2 separate regions of the Mus musculus genome follow, and region 1 is linked to region 2. Evidence: chromatin contacts called from ENCODE Hi-C or POLR2A ChIA-PET data. All regions are on one chromosome and are shown on one strand. The core of a region is the stretch at or near the end of the contact, and the rest is flanking DNA. Distances in the headings are between cores, read along the strand shown.

What was found. A loop is a pair of places that touch in the nucleus more often than their neighbours do. ChIA-PET counts read pairs that join two places held with the same protein, here RNA polymerase II (POLR2A).
Region 1: a map of Patski shows a loop between it and region 2 (4-fold over the local background). The contact joins two enhancer-like sites. A Hi-C loop is called at or near these places in 1 of 37 maps with a recorded cell type or tissue (Patski). POLR2A ChIA-PET finds 5 or more read pairs at or near these places in 1 of 5 experiments (Patski).

What each region holds. Positions count from the first base shown.
Region 1 is chr3:137,750,644-137,756,637 of GRCm38, forward strand. No RefSeq gene overlaps it. Among named protein-coding and RNA genes, the nearest start is that of Mir6380, 30 kb to the right of the region's middle. Within about 2 kb of position 2,373, at least 1 of the 3 ENCODE cell types and tissues checked has a DNase peak (open chromatin) inside an H3K27ac peak, as active enhancers do.
Region 2 is chr3:137,291,732-137,298,073 of GRCm38, forward strand. All of the region lies in intron 1 of Gm567 (predicted gene 567), which reads left to right. Among named protein-coding and RNA genes, the nearest start is that of Gm567, 5.3 kb to the left of the region's middle. Within about 2 kb of position 1,565, at least 1 of the 3 ENCODE cell types and tissues checked has a DNase peak (open chromatin) inside an H3K27ac peak, as active enhancers do.

The DNA.
Region 1 (5,994 bases), core at 1,123-3,622, 460 kb after region 2:
GTAGAACTCTCAGCAGTGCCATACCTGCCAAGACGCTGCCAGGTTTCCCACCATGATGATAATTAACTGAACCTCCAAGCCTGTAAGCTAACCCCAATGAAATGTTGTCCGTTGTGAGAGTTGCCTTGGTCATGGTGTCTCTTCACAGCGGCAAAACCCTATCTGAGACAAAAGTAAAGACTTGTTTTGCCACACAGTTTGAGGGACTGCCCACAATGGCAGGCAAGTGTAATGTCAGGGCAAACGTGAGGTGACGTCACATTGTGTCTGTGTGAAAAAAAGCCAAGAGAGATGAAAGTTCTGCTCTGTTCGCTTTCTCCTTTTGGAAGTTCAGTGTTATTTTATGTGCCTGAGTGCTTTGCCTGAGTGTACACATGGGCACCACTGGCATACAGAGAATCTAGAAGAGGCATTAAGTCACCTGAAACCAGAATTACTGGCAATGTGAGCTGCCAGTATGGTGGCAGGAAGCAAAGTCTGACCGTCTGCAAGAGCAGTAAGTGCTCTTAACTGCTGTGCCCTCTCTCATCCCCGACACACACACACACACACACACACACACACCCAGGCTCCAATTTCTCCTTTGTGTTCAATCAGATCCCAGCCTATGGGAGAGCTGGACATACTCAGGGTAGTCCTTCCCATCTCACTTAAACATTTCTGGAAACACCCTCACAGACACACCCAAGGGTGTGATTCTAAACCCAGTCAAGTTGACAAAGAAGCTGAACCATCACCACTGTGAAGATTTCACTCACAGGCAAGTGACTAAAAACTACAGAGCATGGGATTTGACCACCGGTCCTTCTGGTTCTAACTCGGTCCTCACTGGGCTCGGCTCGCTGCACTGCGCCTCACTTTCTAGTTTGACTTTGAGGACTCTGACCAAATGGACTATTCATAGTTTTACATGAAGCTTTTCAAGAATGAAACAAAAATCCCTGAAGGTGAAGCAGCTCCTGTCAAAACAGCAAAAGAAAGCCTGAAGGAAAAAAAAACATGTATTAATGCCCCATAGGACATTAATGGCTCTCTGTCCGACTTCGGAGTCATGGCACCTTCATGAGGTGCTTTGGTCTGTGAAGTGCCTACAGTTTGATTTCTTGGTTTATGCTTTTAGTGCACGGACTTCATTTACTTATCTGGGATGTGGGCTTAAGCTGAAGAAGTCTGGGATGCAGGCAGTGGGCCCATCGCCGTTCTGAAAGCATCATTGAATTCTGACTCACCATTTATAGACACTGCCCTGGGCACTGTGTCACTCCCCTCACACCCCATGTCCCGGGTCACTATACCCCTTTTTGGTGCCTGCAATGTGATGACGAGCCATGTCATCAGATAAACTGCTCTCTTCTCTTCATTTACTTGATGTAAATACAGCCGGTGGATGTCACACCAATCAAACAACGCCCGCCCTTCGGCTAGCCAGTGCTTTTCTGCTACTTTGTTGTAAGCACATTGGACCCTCTGAGTCAGGCAAGATACATTGTAGACAACTGCTGGTTAACTCACATCTGAGTGGTTAAATTTAGACTTTATTCTACTGTCCTGAAAAGGGCTAGTTCCCCTTGGAATGTGGGTTTTGTTCCATTCTTGCCAAGTTTCCTGTAAAACTTTTTTTTTTGTTTTGGTTTTGATTTGTTGTTGTTGATGATGGGATGTTTTTGTTTGTTTGTTTGTTTGGGGGGTGTGTTTTTTGTTTTGGTTGGTTGGTTTTGGTTTTTCGAGACAGGGTTTTTCCTTATAGCCCTGGCTGTCCTGGAACTCACTCTGTAGACCAGGCTGACCTAGAACTCAGAAATTGGCCTGCCTCTGCCTCCCAAGAGAGAGGCAAGCCGCACAGGTAGCAGATCCCAGACTGTGGTTCTGGGACTGGCCAATGGAGGGCTCCACGGGCCAATTGCAAGCTGTCTGACTGAAGGCTCTGATCTCTCTCAATGTCTCTGCTAAACTGAGCATTTTTAACAACTTCGTACAGTCGCTGTGAAGCATACAGCGCATATTAGTATTTCACATGTGTTCCTTTCCTTCTCTTCTACCCCAGCCCCAACCCCCAAAATTAACGTTGCCAATTAAATTTGCCAAATAAGGCAAAGGCTACTGAGGTCGATTGCAGCTGCAAGATTAAGTCTCTCTGTCCCACCCAAGTGCTTAAGAAGTGTCCGGCACAATCCAAACTCCAAAGGATGTTAAATGCTGTTCCCCTGCCACCCACTCTAGCCGCCAGGGCCCCAATGCACATTAAAATAAGATTAGGGCAATGATTTAAGCTGAAAATTGGGCTGCCAGAGAAAGCACCGGCCTCACTCCTGGGGGATTAACTATACCTATGGGTACAGAGGCAGGCGCCTCCGGCTAGCTGACGTCAGCGCCCCCGGGTTGTTTTTGCCCCCCGCAGTGTGGGAAGGAATGGGAGTGGGGAGGATGCCGGAGTGCAGTGCCTCGCCAGCGCTAACATAGCCCACTGGCGCCCTCTCGTGGTACTCAGTCGAGTTGTTTCCTTTAAGAAAACAAAGCCAGGAGCCTCCGAATAGATAACTAATGGGACTTCCATACTTGTCCTCCTTCTCTTCCCAGGGTATGGAGAGTTTCCCAGCACGGTCACGGTCACAGAAAGCTGCTGATGAGAGAGTACTGGTACTGCTTTGTGGCAGACCTGAACAAACATCCAGTTTAGGAAGTGATAAGGACTTCAATATTTGGAGAGAGTTCTGGAATGTTCTTAGCAGTCTTCACAAAGAAAGCAGACTGCAGCAGAGGAGAGAGATTTAGACTGCCCTCCGTGAGCCAGCTTCTCATGGCGACAGCCTGGCTGACACTGCAAATGAGGCCCTGTGTTAGATCCACTCCACAGACTTAAGACAAGGCGTGGACCAGAGTCTCCAACAGCCTTGCTCAACAACAAAACAACAAACAGGAGGCAGTTACAGCTCCCGCCTTTCTACTTCCTGTGTCTATTTCACGAATCATGCCGAAAATAAGCAGTTAAGCTCTATCGTGCTGAGGAATAAATAATAAATGATTCTGACTCGACAGCAGGCAGATCTGGAGAGGAGAAATATTTTGTACACGCTGCCTTACTTCAGCAGGTGAGAGGAAGAAGACGCGTTCTGCAGACCTCCACCTGCCAATGAAGCACTGTGGTTCACAGGAGACAACATTCACTCACATCCCAACACAACCAGAAACATACACACACGTGTACACACACACATACATAGACACACAGTCATACACATCACACACACAGACACACACAGACACACACAAACATATACACACACATACACACATGCATAAACACACAGTTACACATACACACACAAACATATACACACACATACAAACATGCATAAACACACAGTTACACACATACACACAAACATATACACACACATACACACATGCATAAACACACAGTTACACATACACACACACCAGAAATGTAACTTGGTAATGTTTGATTAAGGAAACAGGAAGCCATTAGCTATCTCTGAACTCTGAGCTCCTGTTACAAACCACCACATCAACAAACTGAACGAGTATTTATTTGTTCACTTATTTATTTTGAAACATATTGGTTCCCTGAAGCCCAGTCTGGCCTTGAACTCCTGGTTGTCCTGCATCTGCCTTCTGAGTTCTGTGCATTCATACCTAAGCCACCACACATAACAGGTGTATATGTTTTGTCACAGAAAGCAGGGAGTTCAGTCCATCATCAACAGCCCCATCCTTCAACCAGTTATAGGCAGCCTCCTGCACTGGTTTGCCTTCTGTTGATATGATAAAACATCAAGCAAAAAAAACAAGTGGGGAAGGAAAGTTTTACCTTACCACTTATAGCTCACCATGAAGGAAACTCAGGGTAGAAACTAAGGACGACCCACGAAGACAAAGGGAGCAGAAGAGCAATCGGGGCCTGGATGGCTGTGAACTTCTGGGACTTAGCTTCAGAGAGATAGCTCATCGTATTGCTACAGGGGTGAATTATATAAGAGTTCTGAGGGTTGCCTACAGGAAGAGCTGATTGGTCACAAAACAGCACCGAATTATCATCTGGACAAGAAGAAGAGCCAAGACTCGTGTACTGAATCACAAATCACCTGCAGGAGACTCTCGGCAAGGTCGTCTCAGAATAAGACATCTGAGCTGAGAGATGCTCTCCCATTAAGGCTGGGCAGAAAAGAGGAAATCCCACTGAGAAAGGGTGTCCTCCATGTGCTGACCTTGGAGAGCTCTCTGGACATGATGGACTGAGACCTTAATAAAAGGGTCCTCCAGCAATAGTCCAACACCTCAGTTTCATGTTTCTAATCTCCCAAGACTAAAGGAGATGATTACTGGAGGGGGATAGTAGGGAGGGTGGTATTTGCTTGCTTTGAGACAGGGACTCACTCTGTAACCCTGGATGGCCTGAAACTTGCTATGGTAGACCAAGCTGGCCTTGAGTTATTGAAGATCTGCCTGCCTACTTCTGCCTCCTGAGTGTGGGGATTGAAAGTGTGCAGTATTCCTGTTGCTTTTAAGACACTCACTCTGTGGCTAACTTTAAAGGCAATCCTAGGAAATTCATCAAAAGACGTGCAACACAAAACATGTCACAAGTGGCCATATGTGAAACACAGCAGAAGATGATAATTTTGGATGCAGCCATGAGGAAAGATGTCTTTGAGCATGTGACATTGTAGCCGGTGGTATCTGGAAACATCCAGGAAATGGTAGGAGGAAGGTCAGCGGAAATAAGACCTAGAATCAACCAGAAAAGCATTATTTTGGGACTACGGCTCTTTTGACTTTAGGATCCTTAGAGTTATCTCAAAGTGTGTTCCTTGGGCTCTCACACGGTCCAACCACACAAATCCACACATCAGCCATGACTAGAGAAGGATGGCTGAAGGGGACTCTTGGTCCCTGATACCTCTACAAATCAGAGCAGGGTCTGCCTCCCAGATGTCCATGCAGTGTCTTCCCAGCAGCACCCACGTAAGAAGTTTGCACAGCTGAAAGAAAACTAGGAAGCCATTGCCCAGAGCTTAGGAAATCAAAGACGAGTGATAGCTGGCCTTTTCTTCCTGATTGAAAAGCCCTGTGGGTTTAGCTAGGTTAGTTCTAAACTTCTGAGACCCCAAGGACACCAGCTGCGTTCACTTCTCCACAAGTAACAGGGGAAAGAAGAAGAAACAGAAAGTGAAGAACAGCAGCTCACCAAGCAAGGACATTTACATCTATCGCCTCGAGCAGTCAAAGTACCAAAGCCACGCCCACTGTCACACTGCACAGTGTTGCAGGCTATTGTTGCTCTTCCATGCCCAGAATTTCTTTTCCAAGGTCAATCTGAAGTTGAGAATGTCAGTTTGAACCCAAATCCTTTATCCAGGATCCCAACAACAGAAGGAAGGCAGCATAAGTTCTTCTTCTTCTTCTTCTTTTTCTTCTTCTTCTTCTTCTTCTTCTTCTTCTTCTTCTTCTTCTTCTTCTTCTTCTTCTTCTTCTTCTTCTTCAAACACTTTCTGAAAGCATCAGTCTGTGCCTCAATGGCCATGCTTAGTCAAGAGATGAAACACAGACCCATTTGAAATGCGAAATGTAGACTTTCTTCCAAATAGCCACATTCCAGGTTAAAATTGGGGGCTTCATTACTGTTCCCAATCACCCCACCAGCCTCATCTGGCCAGGTACCCATCCCACACTCAGCTCTGCCACATACCTCATAGATACCAGGCTCCTTTCCAACAGAATATGTTTGTGCCCTGGCTTATTCTCCTCCACACCTAGCACCCATCACTCCTTCCCTGTCAATTCCTATTTATCCTTCAGATCTGAATCAACCCAACAATTCCCAACCAGGACCTTCCATTAACCACAATCACAACCAAGCACCACACTGTCCAATCAAAACGAAGTCCATTCTCAGGACTTGGCACTGTATAACCAATGGCATTTGCTTTCTGTTGTTGTACTGAAAAGGTCAGCTCAGGAACTTTGGGAAGGTCA
Region 2 (6,342 bases), core at 315-2,814:
TCAAATCTTTCTCTGATTTGCTACTTGATCTGCCACTCAATTAGACATCACTTTCAGACATGGGTACTTCCTTCGACTAACTAACTTTACCTTCATTGTTTGGGATTAAAGGTGTGTAGGATTAAAGGTGTGTATACTAAGGGCTGAGCCACACCACAACTAAAAACAGTTTGGTTTTGGTATTTTTGTTTATTTGGTTGGTTGGTTGGTTGGTTGGTTTGGTTTTAGTGTTTGTTCTTTTTTCAGTAAATAACACAGTCTTATGGATCAAGGTATGAGCAAATATCCTGCAAGAGTCTGGCGTGGAGTCCAATAATGAGTACTATTTATAAGGTTCCAAAACTGCTATTAACACTGGTACCAAGACCATACTTGGAGGACTGCTGCCTTGCATCATAGAGGATCTTCATCTTACTGGGATGTTGGCTGAATTAGATGGCAAATGGTTTCTAAGAGAGACAGGAATATTGTTTACACTCTATCTTCTCTATCCATGAAATTATGTTATTTCTCATGCTCTCTCTCTTTTTTCCCTTCCCTTTCTTTCTTTCTCTTTCTCTCTCTCTCCTTCTTCTTCATCATCTTCTTCTCCTTCTCCTTCTCCTTCTTCTCCTTCTTCTCCTTCTTCTCCTTCTTCTCCTTCTTCTCCTTCTTCTCCTTCTTCTCCTTCTTCTCCTTCTTCTCCTTCTCCTTCTTCTCCTCCTTCTCCTCCTTCTCCTCCTTCTCCTCCTCCTCCTCCTCCTCCTCCTCCTCCTTCCTCTTCTTCTTCTTCTTCTTCTTCTTCTTCTTCTTCTTCTTCTTCTTCTTCTTCTTCTTCTTCTTCTTCTTTTGCATCCTTACAGTTGCTCTTTCCTCTGCCTGTAACCCTCCCTCCCAGTGCTTTTATGATTTGTTTCCCCAGTTCATTTAAGCCCTTGTCCAAACAAAATCTTCCCAGAACAGCTTGTCTAACAACTGTACCCAAAGTACAACCCTGTCATTCTGTCCCCTTATCAAGCCCTCTTTCTTCATAGCATTTTTCATAGTTTTTAATACTGATATCGTTAAACATATCATATGATCTAGTTATGTAGATACTATTTTAAAAGAAAAGAATTCTGCCTCATCATGTATGACACCAAATTCTAATGCTCAGAGGGAATTTCGAACACAACCCAGATGTACCACATTATCTGATACCAGGATACCTGTTCTTAAACATCGTATATCAGGATAATCCTTTATTGACTGGCTGATATCTATTGTCTCTGTGTTAAAAATAGGCACCTAGAAGAGCAGAGATGGATAGATGGTAAAACATTGCTGGTAATGAAATGTCCAGACACCTGACAGATTACTAAGGCTAAGAGTATGAAAAATGATATATACTTCACAGCTATCAGCAGGCAATTGAAAATGCCTCCTTTTATGAGAGGGTCAAGACAGTTTCATTTTAGGATCCGTACTTACTGGCAAAATTGATTTCAGTATGTGCAAGGGGAAATGCTTTGTTATCTCCTCTCTCTGGCAGAGAGTGAAAAGAGGAAACCCCAGAAAAGGGAAACTGTGTGATAGCCATAGAAGGGCCGGCCGATGTGTAATGCACAGCGCAGCTGAAGAATTTTAAGTTGCCGGCCCTCTTGGCACACTTCACAGACCCCACTCGCTTCCTGTGGATTCCTTTTTAGTTCTGTCATGCAGAACCTGGACTTCCATGCTCTCATGCCTGTGAGTTACAAATTGCCATGGGCCATGCTCCTCTGAGTAAGAACTGAAAATCAAACGTCACTCAAAACAACCTAAAGTGGATATCTGGCACAGAGCTGCACTGGCTGCTCTCACTTAGCCCCAGGCTTGGTCTAAGCCAGTAATGCAAGGTATTTGTTTGACAACATGGTTTTATTCTTTGACTTCATGCCTATACCTACCTGGAATAAGTCAGATACATGAAAGCTGAAAGGTCTTGTTTCTGTTCCTTTGGAGACAGTGAAGTTCACTCTTTCTCATTGGCAATGCCATATATCTATAGAGAATTATCATTTCATAACCCGAGCCCTTGTAAATATTACTCCAGAAATCCAGAAATTGACTTGAAAGTAATGGTCACATATTCACTTTTGTCATTGTATTTTATAGGAGATAAATAAATATTTAATTAAAGTTTGTTTTTAATTTATAGTTCATAGCCTGTAGACGAAATATTTCTTTGTGTACAGAGAATCATCATCTAAAGGGGCTCAAGTTTCCCTTCGGTCAGGCTGACACTTGGTGCTTTGAGCCAAGTCTCTGCTTCATGCTTCAACAGGAATGAAACCTACACTGCCCTTGAGCACGTCTATTCCCTGGCTCAGTTTAACATTTAGAACCTGAGGAAGGGTGTTGGTTAAATCACACACTGGTTGGTGTCTGACTGCAATCTGGCTACTAATACTCAACGAAGATTTATTTACATCTCTTGACCAAAATTCTCTTATCTTCTCTTTTTCACAGAGATTACATTATTAAAAAGCCAAGAATATTCCACTATATCTTCACAGATACGCAAGATAAGTAAGAATGCCCTAGATAACATACCAGGATCTCATAGAAGAATATATTGAAATAAGACGATAAGACATACTATATATATATGTGTGTGTCTGTGTGTGTGTGTGTGTGTGTGTGTGTGTGTGTGTATATGTATACACTTGAAAGTAATATATATATTTAAAGAGTTCCCTGAAATCAAGAAAATTTCAACATGTAGTTTAAAAGAATTCTAAGTTTTGATTTAAATACCAAGATTTGAAGGAAATTACTTTCAACTGTTCTAAAAAACCTTGCTGGTAAACAAGACAACAGAAGTGTAACAAATCAAGACATGGGCAGAGAAACTAGAGAGATGGCTCATCTCAGTCCCTGGCACCCATGCCAGGAAGCTCACAACCACCTGTAACTCCAGCCCCAAGGACTCTGAAGCCCCCTTTGGGCCTCCATAGGGACCTGCACACACGTCTACATATCCATGCATAGATTCAAATACATATACTTGATTAAAACCAAAAATAAACATTTAGGAAAAGAATAACTAAAAAAAAAAATTCACAGGGGAAAATTGTGGTCTAAAATCTATTTAACTGCTGAAAAAGATTGGGGCAAAGGTCAAGACTATGAGTTCAATCCAAGTATAAATATTATAGTCCTTAGTGAGGTATATAGTTGGCCAAAGTTAGAGGAGCAAATGTACTGACCTCTTTTCCACAAATAAAAAGTAAAGGCAGAGCCGGGTGTGGTGGTGCATGCCTTTAATCCCAGCACTCGGGAGGCAGAGGCAGGAGGATTTCTGATTTCGAGATCAGCCTGGTCTACAAAGTGAGTTCCAGGACAGCCAGGGCTATACAGAGAAACCCTGTCTCGAACCCCCCCCCCCCGCCAAAAAAAAAAAGTAAAGACAGGGCATATTTAAAAATCACAAAGATACATAAAGCAAAGAACTTGCAAAGTTCTAAAGCAATTTAATATTAACAAGATAGAAAACAATGCTCCTATCAAAGAAGACAATTAGGCTAAACTCCTGTGATGGCTTACGATCATTCTCCTTTGGATTACAAAGAAAAATGCTATTCTCAAACAAAAGATGAAAACCATGTCAGGTGACTACTAACAAAAGGAATGTGGAGAGCCTGAGTGAAGCCAGAAATCACCAAATGAAGGTGACAAGGGGCTTCCTCCCTTCCCAGTTCCCAGGGATTGTTCTTCAGCGACTTCACCAGACAATTCTAGAAGTTCTAGACACACTAGGAATAAACATAGTGTATGAACTATTCCAGAACATCACAGAAGCTCTGGGAGAGCTTACATTAAAGCATATACATACACTTTGTGAACTTGTTTATATTTACAAAAAACATATTTCTGTAGAGCCATTTAGGATAACATTAAGGAGTTTTCACAGGTAGGAAAGGGAGTTAGAGGAAATGTTTTATTCCATATCATCTACTACCTGTAGAAAAATAAATACAACTAAATAGCATCACTTAGTCTCATTTTGTGAAGGGGGTACTTTCACTACACAAGGATTAAAGGAAGTGACATTCTCTTCCAAACCATGGAAAATGGCTGTCACCAGTTTTAAGTGTCAGAAGTAAAATGGTAAGAAGCTGGAACATAGCGTGCTCTACAAGGGTCGAGTCTCCAGGCTCCTACAGGTGCAGACTGTCAAAGACTACAGGGCACAGTTATCATAAGGATCAGCAAGTCTAGATGAGGCACAGCCCCAGACAGACAGACACACAGCCTGAGGCGATGCTGTCTCTGTGGGCAGAAATGAATTTACCACAATGGTAATAAGTCTTCAGTGTTATAAATTATCCCTTCTCTAGTGTCCTGGGAACTGGGGAAGTTTACAATGTTCTAGGAGGGAAAGGAGACTCACGCTGTACTGAGGGAGCATTTCTGGCAAATTTACTCAAGTGAATCTTGAAGGATTCTGCACCATGCTGTGCTGTGGATCCTTGGTCATAGTCACTTATTTTGTACCTATTCTTAGTAGTTCATAGCTATTCTAACAGATATCATAAGATGGGTGGATTATGCATAACAAAATGTGTCTCTCATACGTCTAGATACTAGAAGTCTGAGGTCAGAGGTCCAGCACATACAGGTTCGGAGACTTGTACTGTCTATACCTGCATGTGTCAGAAGGGCATGTGAGCTCTTCGGTGCCTTTTCTGTCAGGATGTTAATCCAATTTCAGAAACTTCATGTCTACTCACCCATCACAGACTTCACTGCCAAATAACTTTGACAGTGGAGATGAGATTCAATGAATTATGGGAGGCCAGAACCATTCAGAACCACCCTACTGCCCTGACTCATGCCTGTGTCCCATGCAAAATGTAGTTGGTCCAACCTAATAACTCTCATTGAGTCTCTCAATTCATTCTACCACCAACTCAAAACATAAAGTCTGAATATCATCTAATCAAATACAGTGGATGAGGTTGAGATATGATTCATTCTGAGACAGATTCATCCTCAGCTATGTGATCAATGTAGTTACAAAATACAATAGGCAAAACATGCATTAGAGAACATTTCTTTCCCAAAAGGGAGAAAGGAGAACAAGAGACAGGTCCAGAGTGAAGTCAAAACCAAGAGTACATATTCCTTTACATCTTAAAGCCTACGAGCATCTCAATCATTTTTGGATTGGACGCTCCAGGCTCAGCTGTTGGGCTCATCTTTAGGATGTCTGTAAGAGGGGTGCCTTCCTTCACTGTGGTAGAGATCCTACCCCTACAGCTCAGCAAACATTGTTCCCTTGGGTCTCTGTAGGGTCACCTTCTTGGCTCCCTTCTTTTAAAAATAAGGAGGCAGGTCGTCCTTTACATCTCTCAAATTACCTTTATTTACTCTCAATAAAGGGCAGAGTGCTCCAGGACAGCAGAGCTACTGTGTGTCCTCTTGTATGACATCCAAGATCTCTGACATCCTTTTCATCTCTTCTCCCTGGACTGTCAGTCATTTCCTGCTATGATGAACATACCATTTCCTGTTTTATTCTGAAATGGCTATTAGAAGAAATGCATCAGAGGCTGATTGGCTTACATACAACAAAAAAAATTATATCTCATAGTTTGGGACCCTAAGATGTCCTAGATTACAGTGATAAGAGATTTTGTTTTAAATGAGGGCTCATTTCCTGATCCATAGATGCTCATCTCCACATTATATCCCCACATAGCAAAAGTGATCAGGCAGGGACTTGGGGTGTCTTCAACAAGGAAATTTATTCCACCTATGAGACTACATCCTGTTGGAAATTAGTTTTCAACTGTGAATTTTAGGGTCTTAGACTTCTGTTTCAGTGTATATCTGGTTAAGTTACTAATACTTGGATTTTTGTTTGTTTTATTAAAAAGACTGAAGATTCTGTCTTCACAAAAAGCTATTTTTCCCTTGCCCATGAAGCTATGCTGTGCAGATACCATAGGTATCATTTAACAACTGCCTTTTTCTCCTGCCTATTAGCCTGGCTGGGAATACAGAGACTACCCATGAGTTATAGAGGACACTCTGATAGCCACGGGCTATGTGCTCAATGGTCTACTACATCTGTACAACATGAAGGTCAAACTACCCCTGCACAGGCAACCTGAGAGCAGCCATCGGCAGGTCCCAGAGAAAGTTCCTTTGAGTTGTAGTTTCGATTCCATTCCTAACATCTATGCCAGTTATAAATAAAAATTTCCTTATAGAACATGTAAATTTCAGGTAGGTCTTCCTGCTAATATAGGCAGGTGGAGGCATTGACTGGGACAGGCACCATGGAATATCATTTATATTCTAGCATTTTGGGAATTGGCCATACTACTTATATTC